2 separate regions of the Homo sapiens genome follow, and region 1 is linked to region 2. Evidence: chromatin contacts called from ENCODE Hi-C or POLR2A ChIA-PET data. All regions are on one chromosome and are shown on one strand. Each heading gives the region's core, a stretch centred on a gene start or an enhancer-like site at or near the end of the contact. The rest is flanking DNA. Distances are from core to core; before and after follow the strand shown.

What was found. Hi-C counts contacts between places; a loop is a spot of excess contacts on that map. ChIA-PET counts read pairs that join two places held with the same protein, here RNA polymerase II (POLR2A). Pooled maps may share reads with other maps.
Region 1: a loop to region 2 is called in a map of heart left ventricle, with 4 times the contacts of the local background. The contact joins two enhancer-like sites. A Hi-C loop is called at or near these places in 1 of 168 maps with a recorded cell type or tissue (heart left ventricle) and 5 of 50 pooled maps. POLR2A ChIA-PET finds 5 or more read pairs at or near these places in 4 of 52 experiments (OCI-LY7, PC-3, PC-9 and 1 more).

The regions. Positions count from the first base shown.
Region 1 is chr16:19,800,291-19,807,371 of GRCh38, forward strand. The region is part of intron 7 of IQCK (IQ motif containing K); the gene reads left to right. Among named protein-coding and RNA genes, the nearest start is that of IQCK-AS1, 38 kb to the left of the region's middle. Within about 2 kb of position 4,766, at least 19 of the 41 ENCODE cell types and tissues checked have a DNase peak (open chromatin) inside an H3K27ac peak, as active enhancers do.
Region 2 is chr16:19,690,926-19,698,247 of GRCh38, forward strand. It overlaps VPS35L (VPS35 endosomal protein sorting factor like), which reads left to right. Exons shown (of 31, transcript NM_020314.7): 29 at 428-546. Among named protein-coding and RNA genes, the nearest start is that of KNOP1, 24 kb to the right of the region's middle. Within about 2 kb of position 5,571, at least 26 of the 41 ENCODE cell types and tissues checked have a DNase peak (open chromatin) inside an H3K27ac peak, as active enhancers do.

The DNA.
Region 1 (7,081 bases), core at 3,516-6,015, 110 kb after region 2:
AACCATATGTATTAGACATCTGAGGCTTGGAGAAGCTTGGGAAATAGTAGTTGAGTGGCCACTTGCTACATATTTTTAAATTCCGCTGGCCTACCCAGCTCCTAGCCTATGGTTTTTAAAACCCCTCTGCTAGCTGGAGGCTGGATGAGTCAATGGAGCGTGTATCGGTGATACCGTATAGAAGCACTACTGTCTTGATCAAGAATTTGCATTTTCTTCCTGAAATTATGCAGCATCTTAAACATGAATATTCAATAATATTTAATATTCAATAATAATAATTATAAAATAAATATTGGGAATTTAATCCATAGAGTATTATTTAAACACTAAAAATAATCAACATCAGTCATGGTAACAAGATGGAAATTGCCCATAGTATTACTAAGTGAAAAATGAATAAAATGCCACGTGCAGATTATTTTATGATTATGTAAAAAATAACTTTATATAGAAAATAGGCTACAAAGACATATGTAAAATATTGTGATTGTTCAGTGGCAGGATAAGGAGTGATGTTTTTATTCTCTCTGTTTTATATTTTTAAAATTATTTACAAAGAACATATATGGCTTTTACAAAGTAATAAAAACTTTACTTAGAAACCTATATTCCACCATGATAATGTTTTTTACTCTTTTCTTCTTTAGTTAAAATTTGACATACTTAGACTATTTTTTCTGAGCCTTTTTAGGAGTGTGTGTTTGTGTGTGTGTGTAAATATGCAAAAAAAATTTGAAACACTAGTATTTGGAAAGTGTTCTTTGTTTTATTTTAATCTGATTGTTAGTGTACTCTGTTCATTCTGAAATTCCAAAATCATCTTGTTTTGTATTTCATAGTCTTTCTAATAGTGTTTTTGGTTTTGGGTTTGGGCTGTGTGTGTGTGTGTCTATGTACACAATAAGTGCTTATGGTTAAATAATATTTTCACTAGCAGAGAAGTTTGAGGATTTTTGCCTATAGACCTCCTATTACAAGTCTTCACAGTCTTTCTCTCTCTCTCTCTCTCTTTTTTTTTTTTTTTTATGAGACAGGATCTCTGTCTCTGTCACTCAGGCTGGAGTGCAGTGGCGCAGTCACAGCTCACTGCAGCCTCCGCCTGCTGGGCTCAAGTGATCCTCCCACCTCAGCTTCCTGAGTAGCTGGGATGACAGGCACACTCCACCATGCCTGGCTAATTTTTGTATTTTTTGTAGAGATGGGGTTTCATCATGTTGCCCAGGCTGGTCTTGATCTCCTGGGCCCAAGTGATCCTCCCTTCTTGTCCTCCCAATGTGCTGGGATTCCAGACATGAGCCACTGCACCCAGCCTCTTCACAGTCTTAACTGACAAGGAATCATAGACCGCAAGTCATTTGGAGAACAGTTTGGCCTCACAGAGAAAGCCTTCCACGCTACACGTGTTATACTTCACTGGAGAATATGCACTGAATCAGCGGACAGTCTAAAAGGCAGGGCATTCAGAAGACTCAGTTAAAAGTGGTGGGTGTTCAGGTGTGTTTTGATTTGATTTAACTTTATTTTTTATTCTGAAAAACCACTCCTTTCTATTTAGAGAAGATCTGGCCTACATAGTTAGATAGAAAATAGATGATGAAAACAGCTCAGGATAAAAACCAAACACGTATGGAAAGGACCTTTAAACAATACAAATAAAAGGTTTTGTAGTTCCTCCCATATTTTTCTACAAAAAGCGGAAATTACAACTTAAGGCTCAGCACTGAGAGGGAGAGAGGTTTCTCCAAGTCGGGCAGCTGGCTGGGCTATTAAGCACGACAGGTTTTATTTTTTCTGAAAGGTCACTTGAAGTTCTCATTACTGGCCTTAACTTTCTTGTCTTCAATGTTGTGGCTGAAGACAAAGACTTATTTTTTTTTTCCAGGTAAAACATGCCCTATGGCAATTTGTTAATAATGTGGGCTCTAGCAGCAGACAGACCTGTTTGAATCCCAACGTGTCAGGTTATTAACCCATTTATGCCTGAGATTGTAATTTTTTGAATTTTTGCAACCAGACTTTGGTGACGACTTTGAGCAGTAGGATATAAATAACTCCCACGTGCTTAGCGTTCCAATAATGGAACACTAGGCATAAATGGGTTTTAATAACCATGGGCAGATTATGTAACTTCTGAGCCACAGTTTTCTGTTTGTAAAATGGGAGTAATAATTCCTGCCTATGAAGATCGAATCAGATGCTTCAGTCCACATAAGGAACATGGCACAGTGCCAAGGACATAGTAAATCCACAAGAAATATTGGCTGTTGTTGTTATTGTTGTTGCAGCTGTTGGCTCTATTTTCCTGAATAGGGGTTCTTTTTAAAAAGCCAACTAATGCCCTCCTTTAAGTTCTTCAAAGGCACAAAGCAGGCTCCCATCTCACCTTGGAAATCACTGATTTGTTTTCTGCTCCTATACTTTTGCCTTTTCCAGCATGTTACATAAATGGAGTCATACATCATGTAGCCTTCGAGTCTGGCTTCCTTCACTTGGCTCCATGCGTTTGCTGTTGTCCCACGTGTTTGGGTGTGTGCGTAGTCCCTTCCTTTTTATTGCTGAACAGTATTCCACTGTAGAACCCAGCAAGAGGAGAAACATGAAGGAAGGGGTTCTTAACTCTGCTGAGGAATAAACACATACGACTTTTACGTAAGACTCGTTTATTTGAACCTATGGATTGTGATGGTCTCGAGCTTCACTGTTCATCAAAGCCATCCACTGACAGATTTTGTTTTTAATTTCTGATACCTGGGGTCTTATTCCCCTGAGATTCTTGTTCAACTGGTCACAGTGAGAACAAGAGATAGGTTTGCTATTGTTGGCTTTTTTGTTTTGTTTTGTTTTGTTTGTTTGTTTTTTTGTTTTTTGAGACAGAGTCTCACTCTGTCACCCAGGCTGGAGTGCAGTGGAATGATTTCAGCTCACTGCAACCTCCACCTCCCAGGTTCAAGCAATTCTCCTGCCTCAGCCTCCGGAGTAGCTGGGATTACAGGCGCACGCCACTGCACCCGGCTAATTTTTGCATTTTTAGTAAAGACAGGGTCTCACCATGTTGGCCAAGCTGGTCTCAAACTCCTGCCCTCAAGTGATACGCCCACCTCAGCCTCCCGAGGTGCTGGAATTGCAGGTGTGAGCCACAGCATCCAGCCAGAGATGGGTATTGTTTAATAGCTCCCAGGTGACTCTAACATGCAGCCAGGATTGAGACCCACTGATGTATTGGAATTGACTTTGCTACCTACCAGTTTTATGATTCAGGAGAAATCACTGAATGATAAATCACAACTTTTTTTCTTTTTAGATGAAGAATAATAATAGCTGCCCAGTCTAGCTCACCAAGTTATCATGGAATTAAAATGTTTTATTTTTTATTTTCAGAGACAAGGTCTTAGTTTGCTGTACAGGCTGAAGTGCAGTGGTGCAATCATAGCTCACTACGGACTTGAACTCATGAGTTCAAACGATTCTCCCAGTTCAGCCTCCCAAGTAGATAGGGCTACAGTTGTACACCACCACAAACAGCTAATTTTTTTTGTAGAGATGGGGGTCTCACTATGTTGCCCAAGCTAGTCTCGAACTCCTGGCCTTAAGTGATTCTCTCACCTTGGCCCCCCAAAGTGCTGGGATGACAAATGTGGGCCACCGTGCCCAGTCTCTAAATGTAACAACACAGGAGATAGTGTTCTGTAAACTGTAGATGCAGAAATGAATGGTGTCAGTATGGAGGTGATTATATATCAGTGACTTTCCTATTTGAAAAGTACTGGAGGTTCTTTGCCAGGTGCGGCGGCTCACGCCTGTAATCCCAGCACTTTGGGAAGCCGAGGCAGGTGGATCACGAGATCAGGAGTTCCAGACCAGCTTGGCCAATATGGTGAAACCCTGTCTCTACTAAAAATACAAAAAAAAAATTAGCTGGGCATGGTAGTGGATGCCTGTACTTGGGAGGCTGAGGCAGGAGAATCACTTGAACCTGGGAGACAGAGGTTGCAGTGAGTTGAGATCACACCACTGCACTCCAGCCTGGGTGACAGAGGGAGACTTCATCTCAAAAAAAAAATAAAATAAAAAAGTACTTGAGGTTCTATTTCCTAAACAGAGGTAAAAGGTTTGTTGTGTGTATGTGTGTGTGTGGTGGTTTTTTTTGTTGTTGTTGTATTTTGAGACAGGGTCTCACTTTGTCACCTAGGCTGGAGTGCAGTGGTGCAATCTCACCCTACTGCAACCTCCACCTCCCAGGCTCAAACAGCCCTCCCAGTTCAGCCTCCCAAGTAGCTGGGACCACAGCTGTGAGCTACTACACCAGCTGATTTTTGTATTTTTTTAGAGACGAGTCTTGCCATGTTGCCTGGTCTGAAACTCCTGAGCTCAAGCGATCCACTCCCTCCGCCTCCCAAAGTGTTGGGATTACAGGTGTGAGCCACTGCACCTGGCCAGTATTTGTATTTAAAGAAAAACACAATACCAGTGTGGCTGATGGGCTGGCATTTAGCCAAACATTTCTCATTCACAATACTTTCAACCCAGGGTGAGCCCTGAGATGGCAGGACCAAAGAAACCTTTAGGAGTTGGTCTTGATTTGTATTATATTTCATCGTAAAGTTCCAACAATCGTTGTTTAAGCGCCAGATTCTTTTTTCCTTCTGCTTTCTCTTGAGTATGTGGCTTCCCCACATTGTTGGTCTGCTTTCCCCAGCTTCCTCTTCCTCCTTTCCAGAGAGGGGCGTCTCCTGCTGCAGCTGTTCCAGGAAGGGGGGTGGGGGTGCATTTCCTCCCTTTGTGTGAGCTCATTAGCCCTGTCTCTGGCTTTCCTCCGGGGACAGCCAGCCAACCAGGTGAGCCAGTGTCATTTAAAGGAGCACTTCCGTTCTCAGGCAGGGGTTGGTTGTCGTTTCTGGCTGACTTCAGATATGGCCCAGGTGAAGAGAGATGGCATCTGGCACAGAGAATGGCCAGCAGCTTGGTGTATGAGTCACATTTTCCTGGTAAATAGTATGCTGCCTAGATCTCCTGTGCAAGACAATTATTTTTTGATCCTTTGCAATTTGGGGTCTGATTTGAAGGCAATATAGCATCATAGTTAAGCAAGCAGGTGCTACAATGAGATGGATTCATTTGCTAATATTCACTCACTAGTAATTATTGAGTGCTTACAATGTGGCAGGCAGGCATTGTTCTGGATGCTAGGCAACCTGCAGGGAAGGAGACAAAGTCCCTGCCCTCATGGAGCTTGCATTCTTTCAGGAGACTGTAAACAGATACAAATAAATGCATAGTAACATAATGTCAAAGAGTGTGTCAGTTAGCTATTGTCACAATAATGCTGCATAACAAATCACCCCCAAACTCCAAAACTCAGCAGCTCACAATATACATTTACATCTTATAACCACACCATGGGTTCTTCCTGTGTGCTGTACAAACAAAAGCAATTCATAGAAACCAGGCATTGCAGTAAAGAAAGAGTTTAATTGACACGAGGCCAGCCATGCCACATGGGAGACAGAGTTATTACTCAAATCAATATCCCCAAAGGCTCGGAGGCTAGAGGTTTTTCAAAGATAGTTTGGTGGGGTGGGGGGGCTAGGGAATGGGTGCTGCTGATTGGTTGGGGATGAACTCATAGGGGTGTGGAAAGCAGTCCTCATGTGCTGAGTCTACTTCTGGGTGGGGAGCCACAGGACTGGTTGAGTCACAGCACAGGTCTGGGTGAGGCCATCCGGTAGTCAGAAATGCAAAAGCCTGAAAAGACATCTCGGCTACTATTTTAGATGGTGAATTTGGTCAAGGAAGGCCTCTCTGAGAAGGTGTTATTTGATCTGAGACCTGAATGAAGTTCATTCTAGGCAGAAGGAAAAGCACATGCAAAGGCCTGCAGGAGCAGGAGGGTGCTGGATGTATTGAGGACCAGCAAGAGAGTCAGTGTGTAAGTGAGCTGGAGCTGGGCATGGTGGTAGAGGCTAATGGAGGCTAAAGTGAGGGGATGGCTTGAGCCCAGGAGGTTGAGGCTACAGTGAGCTATGATTGCACCACTATACTCCAGCCTGGGTGACAGAGCGAGACTCTCTGTCTAAAAAATACATTATATATATATTAGAAAATAAAAGTGAGGCCAGGCTCAGTGGCTCACACCTGTAATTTCAGCACTTTGGGAGGCTGAGGCGGGCAAATCACTTGAGTACAGGAGTTTGAGACTAGCCTGGGCAACATGGTGAAATGAACTCACTACAAAAAATACAAAAAAAAAATAGCTGAGTGTGGTGGCACACACCTGTAGTCCTAGCTACTTGGGAACCCGAGGTGGAGGATGGCTTGAGCCCGGGAGGCAGAGCTTGCAGTGAGCTGAGATCATGCCACTGCATTCCAGCCTGGGTGACAGAGCAAGACCCTGTCTCAAACCACTCCCCACCCCCCCACCCCCCAAAAAAAGAAAAAATAAAGCAGTGAGCTAGAGGTGAATGGGAGAGGAGATGAGGAAGCAGTCAGGGGACAGATCTTGTAGAATCAAAGGTGAGCTTTCATTTGGATGCTGGAACTTTGGATTTTATTCTGACTGATAAGAAATGATGGGCAGAAGAATGACATGATCTGAGTTTTCATCAGGAAACTGTAGTCAGCATCCACAGTGACTCCCCAATAACCCCCACCCCCTGGGATTCCCATTACTGGGGAGTCTCTTCCCACATTGTATCAGGGTTAATATGTGTGGCAGTAGAATATGGCAGAAATAATGGTGTGCCACATCCAAGATTAGGTTATTAAAGACACAGCAGTCTTGTGCTCACTTGTTCTCTCCCTCTGGGATCATTCCCTCTGGAGGATGCCAGCTGGTCTTGATCATCCCTATGGGGGCACCTACATGGCAAGAAACTGAGGCCTCTAGCCAACAGCCATGGGAGGGAGCCATTGTGGAAGTGGATCCTCCAGCCCAGTCAAGCCTTCAGATGATTGCAGGCCCAGCTGACATCCTAACTGCAGCCTCAACCCTAAGCCAGAATGCCCCAGCTAAGCTGCTCCTATGTTCCTAATCTTCAGAAATTGTGTTGTTTCTTAAACCTGCCACGCCTGGGGGATGTTT
Region 2 (7,322 bases), core at 4,321-6,820:
CACTCCAGCCTGGGTGACAGAGAGAGACTCCGTCTCAAAAAAAAAAAAAGAAAAGAAAAGAAAAATCATGTCTTCACATACTGGTTGTGGGGGACTCTGCAATAAGGCAGTGAAAGCCCTAGCCCAGTGCCTGGCAGCTGCTGTGATGATGATTATTATTATTAATGTCACCCCCGCTCCCCGCCACGCACACATGGGCTAGAGGGGTGACTTCCACACCCCTGGCTTAGACTGTCCTGCAGGCTGGGTGTTTTCTTTGTGATTCCCAAGGCCCCAAGCCCAGTGGGAAATTTCCGCCACTTCCATGTGCCCTGCCACGACTTCCTGCCATCTGCTGACTCGGTGTGACATGACACACGGCTGCCTCTCCCTGGCCAGCATGGCCGCGGGGCTTGGGTCTGTCTCACTGTTCTTGTTTGTTCAACAGTGGACTCCAACGACAGCCTCTACGGGGGAGACTCCAAGTTCCTGGCAGAAAACAACAAGCTGTGTGAGACGGTGATGGCTCAGATCCTAGAGCATCTGAAAACCCTGGCCAAGGACGAGGTGGGTGCCCTCTGCTGTCCTCCACCCGCCCCTTGCTCTGAAAGCACAAGTTTCCAGGGTGGTTCAACCTTGGTTCATTCTAGAAAGGAAACTATGTCATGTGAGTAATGTGTTTATGTGCAAACCACTTCTCCATTGCTTTGGGGCCTTCGCTCCTGCTGTTTTCTCTGCCTGGACTGCGCCTCCCCCAGGGCTTCCCCTGGCTGTTCCTTCTCGTCATTGAAATCTCAGCTCAAAGGACCTCCTCAGGCCTTCCCGGACCCTGTCTGAAGGAGCCACCACCACCTGCATGCCTCTGCCCGATTGTCCCTGTAGCGCCTGTTCAGTCACCGTCTGAAATGTTCTGTCTGTCCATCCCTCAGCTCCCTGACTAGAATGTAAGCTCCATGGGAGCAGGGACCTGGTGAGTCTTTTTTTTTTTTTGAGACAGTCTCACACTATTGCCTGGGCTGGAGTGCAGTGGCATAATCTCGGCTCACTGCAACCTCCGCCTCCCGGGTTCAGGCGATTCTCCTGCCTCAGCCTCCCAAGTAGCTGGGATTACAGGTGCCCGCCACCACACCTGGCTTATTTTTTGTATTTTTTTAGTAGAGATGGGGTTTCACTATGTTGGCCAGGCTGGTCTTGAACTCCTGACCCTGTGATCCGCCTACCTCGGCCTCCCAAAGTGCTGGGATTATAGGCGTGAGCCACTGCACCCGGCCTGGACCTGGTGAGTCTTGAAGACCTGCCTGTGTCTGAATGACAAGACAGGGACTCTGGGACACCCGGTAACTCTCTGCACCACCCCACGTCTCATGCAGAGCCCGGCCTGCGGCAGATGCTCCATCAGTTCATGGTGAATCCCTGATAGCGTGGGATTGCTATACCTGGGCTCTTTCAGTGCCCACAACAGCCCTGTGAGATGTAGATGCTGTGTTTATTTCCATTGAATGGGGAGGGAAACTGAGGCTCAGAGAGGGTTATTCAGAGCCGTTGATATTTCCTCTGGCTGTGATGAAACAGCAGAGATTCTAACCCGGATTCCCAAACCTGAACTCTGCACTGCTACATTGCCCTCCTCAACCAAGGCCTTTCCACTTCACTTTTCTTTTTATTTTATTTTTTTTGAGACGGAGTTTCGCTCTTGTTGCCCAGGCTGGAGTGCAATGGCATGATCTTAGCTCACTGCAACCTCCACCTCCCAGGTTCAAGTGATTCTCCTGCCTCAGCCTCCCAAGTAGCTGGGATTCAGGTGCCCGCCACCACACCCGGCTAATTTTTGTGTTTTTAGTAGAGATGGGGTTTCACCATATTAGCCAGGCTGGTCTCGAATTCCTGAGCTCAAGTGATCCTCTTGCCTCAGCCTCCCAAAGTGCTGGGATTACAGGCATGAGCTATTGCGCCCGGCCAATATATACCCATTCTGTCCAGGGTGTTCAAGCGTGTGTTTGAGAGAGTAGGATTTTTTCTGGCCTCCAAGTTCAGGGGCACTGCCCGAAGGGCTGGCCTTAGGGTTAGTAGTTGAAAGGGCAGAGACCTACATACCCAACAGTTGCAGAAATGCTGCAGCCCTGGGGGCCCGTAGCACCTTCTGTAGGGAGGGAGGGTATGTGACTGTGTCCTACTGACCCTGGGGACCCCGAGCTGCAGTACCAGAACTCTGAGCAAGTTAGTGCCTGGAGGGCTCTTGGTTGTTTGTGGAAAGAGTGGCATTGGAACCCCAGTTTCTTCTTCAGGAAAACTGGTTTATCAAACCCGTGAGTATCAGACGAGGCAACTCTCCTAGAATGATTGATACCAGAGGCTGGGAAGGGTATGTGGATGTGTGTGTTGCGGGGGGGCAGGGGAGGGCAATGAAGAGAGGTTGGTTAATGGGTACAAAGATAGATACAGTTAGAAGGAACAGGCCAGGCACAATGCCTCAGACCTGTAATCCCAACATTTTGGGAGGCCCAGGTGGGAGGATTAGTTGAGCCTAGGAGTTTGAGACCAGCTTGGGTAACATAGTAAGATCCTGTCTCTATTAAAAAAAAAATTAAAAATTAGGCCAGGTACGGTGACTCACGCCTGTAATCCCAGCACTTTGGGAGGCTGAGGTGGGCGGATCACTTGAGGCCAGGAGTTCGAGACCAGCCTGGCCAACATGGCAAAATCCCACCTCTACAAAAAATACAGAAAAAATTAGTTGGGTGTGGTGGTGTGTGCCTGTAGTCCCAGCTACTTGGGAGGCTGAGGCAGAAGAATCGCTTAAACCCGGGAGGCGGAGGTTGCCGTGAGCCCAGATCATGTCACTGCACTCCAGCCTGGGCGACAGAGTGAGACTCCATCTCAGAAAAAAATTTTAAATTACCCGGGCGTGGTGGTGAGTGCCTGTAGTCCCAGCTACTGGAGAGGCTGAGGCGGGAATTGAAGGCTGCGGCGGGAACTCGAGGCTGCAGTGAGCTGTGATCATGCCACTGCACTCCAGCCTAGGCAACAGAGCAAGACCCTGTCTCCAAAAAAAAAGAAAAAAAAAAAAAAAAAGAAAAAAGGGGGAATAAAAGGGAATAAGTTCTAATGTTCAATAGCAGAGCAGAGTAACTACAATTAACAACAGTGTATTATACATTTCAAAATAGCTATAAGAGAAGACTTGAAATGTTCTGTACACATAGAAATGATAAATGCTTAGGCGACAGACACCCCAAATACCCTGGCACAATCATTGTAATTCTAGGCATGTAACAAAATACCACATGTACCTCATAAATACACACAAATATTATGTATCAATAATTTTTAAATGTTGCATATCTGAGGCTCATGAATCAAGATGAGAAAATAAAACCCTAAATACACATTGTTTTAAAAGACCTTTTACAAACATGCACAAACACTCAGCAAGGGTTCATACCTCTTCCGTTTTCTGTGTAGATGGTTTTCAGGAGAGAGCCCTTTCAGCCTACAGGAATAATGGAAGCCCATCACCTTTAGCTTGTACTAATTAGATCCCCCCAAGGAAAGCTTGTCTTAGCTTTTTCCCCTGATTTCTTTTCTTTTTTTTTTTTTCTTCCAGAGACAGGGTCTTACTCTGTCATCCAGGCTGGAGTACAGTGGCACTACCTTAGCTCACTGCAGCTTCAACCTCCTGGGCTCTAGTGATCCTCCCATGTCAGCCTCCCAAGTAGCTGGGACTACAGGCATGTACCACCACACCCAGCTAAGTTCTTATTTCTTACACAGCCGAGGTCTCTCTGGGTTGCCCAGGCTAGTCCTAAAATACTGAGCTTGGCCGGGCACGGTTGGCTCATGCCTGTACTCCCAGCACTTTGGGAGGCTGAGACAGGCAGATCACTTGAGGTCAGAAGTTTGAGACCAGCCTGGCCAACATGGTGAAACCCCACCTCTACTAAAAATACAAAAATTAGCCGGGCGTGGTGGCACATGCCTGTAATCCCAGCTACTTGGGAGGCTGAGGCAGGAGAACTGCTTGAACCCAGGAGGGGGAGGTTGCAGTGAGCTGAGATCACGCCACTGCACTCCAGCCTGGGTGACAGAACGAGACTCTGTTTCAGAAAAAAAAAAAAAAAAGACAGAGCTCAAGTGATCCGCCCACCTTGGCCTTGGGCTCCCAAAGTGCTGCGGATTCTGGGCGTAAGCCGCCATGCCCAGCCTTCCCCTGATTTCTTGAAACCATTGGTTCTGGCTCCGCCCTCTAGTCCAGGGACCTCTTAGAACAATGATGTGTGTTTGACAAGCCACACCCACAGAACACTTGACATGTGGTTCAAAATTACGTGTCTTCATACCGAGGCAATAGGCTGGGTTTAATCAGAGGTGGTCACTGACAGCATAAATGATCATAGCCCAGAAGTCCCAAGCTTGCAAGAAAAATAAAGCCCAGAACCATATAATTTGGAGCTATTTATATTTAACATTTATGTCTCTTTCTCTGGTGGAGAGAGGGGTTGATGGTGATAGTGATTCTGAAAGAATAGCAAAGATGGAATGTTTCTGAAGAACATTTCACGTGGCATCAATACCAGCGATGTTCACTGAAAATGTCTGTCCATATGTGCACATTTATTAGAAAAACATCGGTCAGGCATGGTGGCTCATGCCTGTAATCCCAACACTTTGGGAGGCTGGGGAAGGAGGATTGCTTTATTCCAGGAGTTTGAGACCAGCCTGGGGAACATAGTAAAACCCCATCTCTAAAAAAATTTTAAAAGTTAGCCAGGCATGGTGGTGTGCACCCTGAGTAGCTGGGACTACTCAGGAGGCTGAGGTGGGAGGATCGCTTGAGCCCAGGAGTTTGAGGCTGCAGTGAGCTGTGATTGCACCACTACACTCCAACCCTGGCAGCAGAGCAAGACCCTGTCTCTAAAATAAATAAATAAATAAAAACATGGTCATATGGGTGGACCAAGCTGAAACTGAACATGTTATCCTTCTTTTATTTTATTTTTTTTTTGAGACAGTCTTGCTCTGTTGCCCAGACTGGAGTGTAGTGGCACAATTTCAGCTGACTGCAACCTCCACCTCCCAGATTCAAGTGATTCTCCTGCCTCAGGCTTCCGAGTAGCTGGGACTACAGGCGCGTGCCACCACACCTAGCTAATTTTTTGTATTTCTAGTAGAGACGGGGTTTCACTGTTAGCCAGGATGGTCTCGATCTCCTGACCTCATGATGCGCCCGCCTCAGCTTCCCAAAGTACTGGGATTACAGGCATAAGCCACCGTGCCCGGCTATCCTTTGTTTTAATGGTGCAATTTGAAGTTCAGCTCAACAGCCATACTGGAGTCCTCTGAAGTCTGGTACCCCAAGAGCATGAGGCTTGGTATCCAGGCCCATCACAGACCAGGAAGGGCCTGGTGGATTTCTCCCCACTGAGTGGGGTGGGCGGCTTCTTGCTGTTGGAAAACCCTGATGCCTGTGCCGTTCTGAGAATCATATCGCAGCTCTGGTAGCAACCGTGCTTCCAAAGTCATCCTCTAAGGCCACGTGAAGGTGCCAGCCTCATTTTAATCACAAGCTGTATTTTATGAAGTTGTTTGTTTGGGTGTGGTGGAGCTGGGAACCATGCCAAACCCCGAGAGCTTCCTGGAAATGACAGTTCTCATAGGAAAAGCAGCTCTTTTCTATTTAAAACCTCTGTGGCGAGGGGAGGGGATCAGGCCCTGATTTGGTTCCCAAGCTACGTGTTTGTATTTTTCTCGGTGTTTGAATATATCAGCTGGCATGTGTCTCATCCCTCAGACACGTCTCCAATGATTTCACTTTTAATGGGCTTTGGCATTTAAAACACATGCGAATTGAGCTTTTTGCTAATTGAGAAGATATGGAATGGAGAAATAGCCAATTAGGTATTGTGCTGCTTGTCTGACTTTTAAAACAGTTTCTCCCACTTCAGTGAAAGGTAGTCAAAGGGCCTCTCTCCAAGGAGACTTTTAGTTAGCTCTGAAAGAGTTTTATTTTAGCTTGGTCTTGTAGATTCAGGCAGAAAGTGGGGCTCCCGTTCTCCCAGGTGTCAGACGAGGACCAGGTTAAAAGGAGAGCAGGATGGGCTCAGGTTCCCACTTGGGGCATAACTGCATTGTCTGTTAGAACAAATGAAGGCAGAGCAGGTGGTCGCCAGCCAGTTTGCGAGTCCGTGCCCAGCAGGTGCCAGCCCGCGTGCCCTGTGCCAAAGCGCTTTTCTCTTGTAGCCCGCGGGCCTGGGCGCCCACAGCACAACCTGCTCCCTGATGATTGGGCTCTTTGCCGTCGGCTCTGCTGCTTCTGTGACTGTCGCTGCTCTAGGCTGTTGCCAAGGCAGGCTCAATTTTGCCCGGAGTGGGGAGGGGAGGTGCCGAAGAGTCTTAATTACCACTCAGCCACCTTGCCCAACTGCATTTGAAGCTGTTCCTTGACTTTTTCTTTAAGACAGGGTCTTGCTCTGATGCCCAGGCTTGAGTGCGGTGAGATCATAGCTCACTGCAGCCTCAAACTCTTGCCCTCAAGTGATCCTCCAGCCTCAGCCTCCTGAGTAGCTGGGACAATAGGTGTGTGCTACCATGCTCAGCTAATTTTTTTTTTCTTTTCACTAAAAGACTTTAAATTCTCACTTGGGAAAGGACAGTAAGAAGGGGTAAATCAGTTGGCATAGCAGCTCGCAGGCGCCATGTGAATTATCTGTGGAACGTTGGATGGATAGACGGTTGATAAGTTGGTTTTAGCCACCGAGAGTAGTTGAGAAAAGCAGGAAGAAATGTGTTTTGGTGTAAGCCCAATCAAGCCATTCTTAATCCCTGCATACAACTGCATAGCCAAAGTTGGCTCATGGCACTGGCAAGTCAGCCCTTTCTGAGTGCGATTCCTGATAAGATGCGACCCTGAGTGTGTGGCCTGGAGAGGGCTGTGAGTACGAGCACAGGCTCTGGAGTCAGAGAGCTGGAGCTCGGACTCCCCTCTGCATTGTGAGGACCCATCTGTGGTCCTTGGGCAAGTTCCTAACCTTTCAGAGCCTCAGGTGCCTCATCTGCAGAATGGGAGCATATTCATTTCCTGTTGCCACCATAACCCGTTGCCACAAACTTGGCATCTTAAAGCAGTACCCATTTTTGATCTCACTGTTTGGTAGGTGAGAAGTCAGTGCTAGCTGGGGCCGGCGTCTCTGTTCTGGGTTTCACAAGGCCAGAATCAAGGTCTTGCTGGCTGGGCTCTTATCAGGAGGCACTGGAAAGAATCTACTTCCTTGTTCCTTCAGGGTATTTGCAGATTGCATTTCCGTGTGATCATGGACTGAGATCCTGTGTCTGTTGGCCAGGTGTCC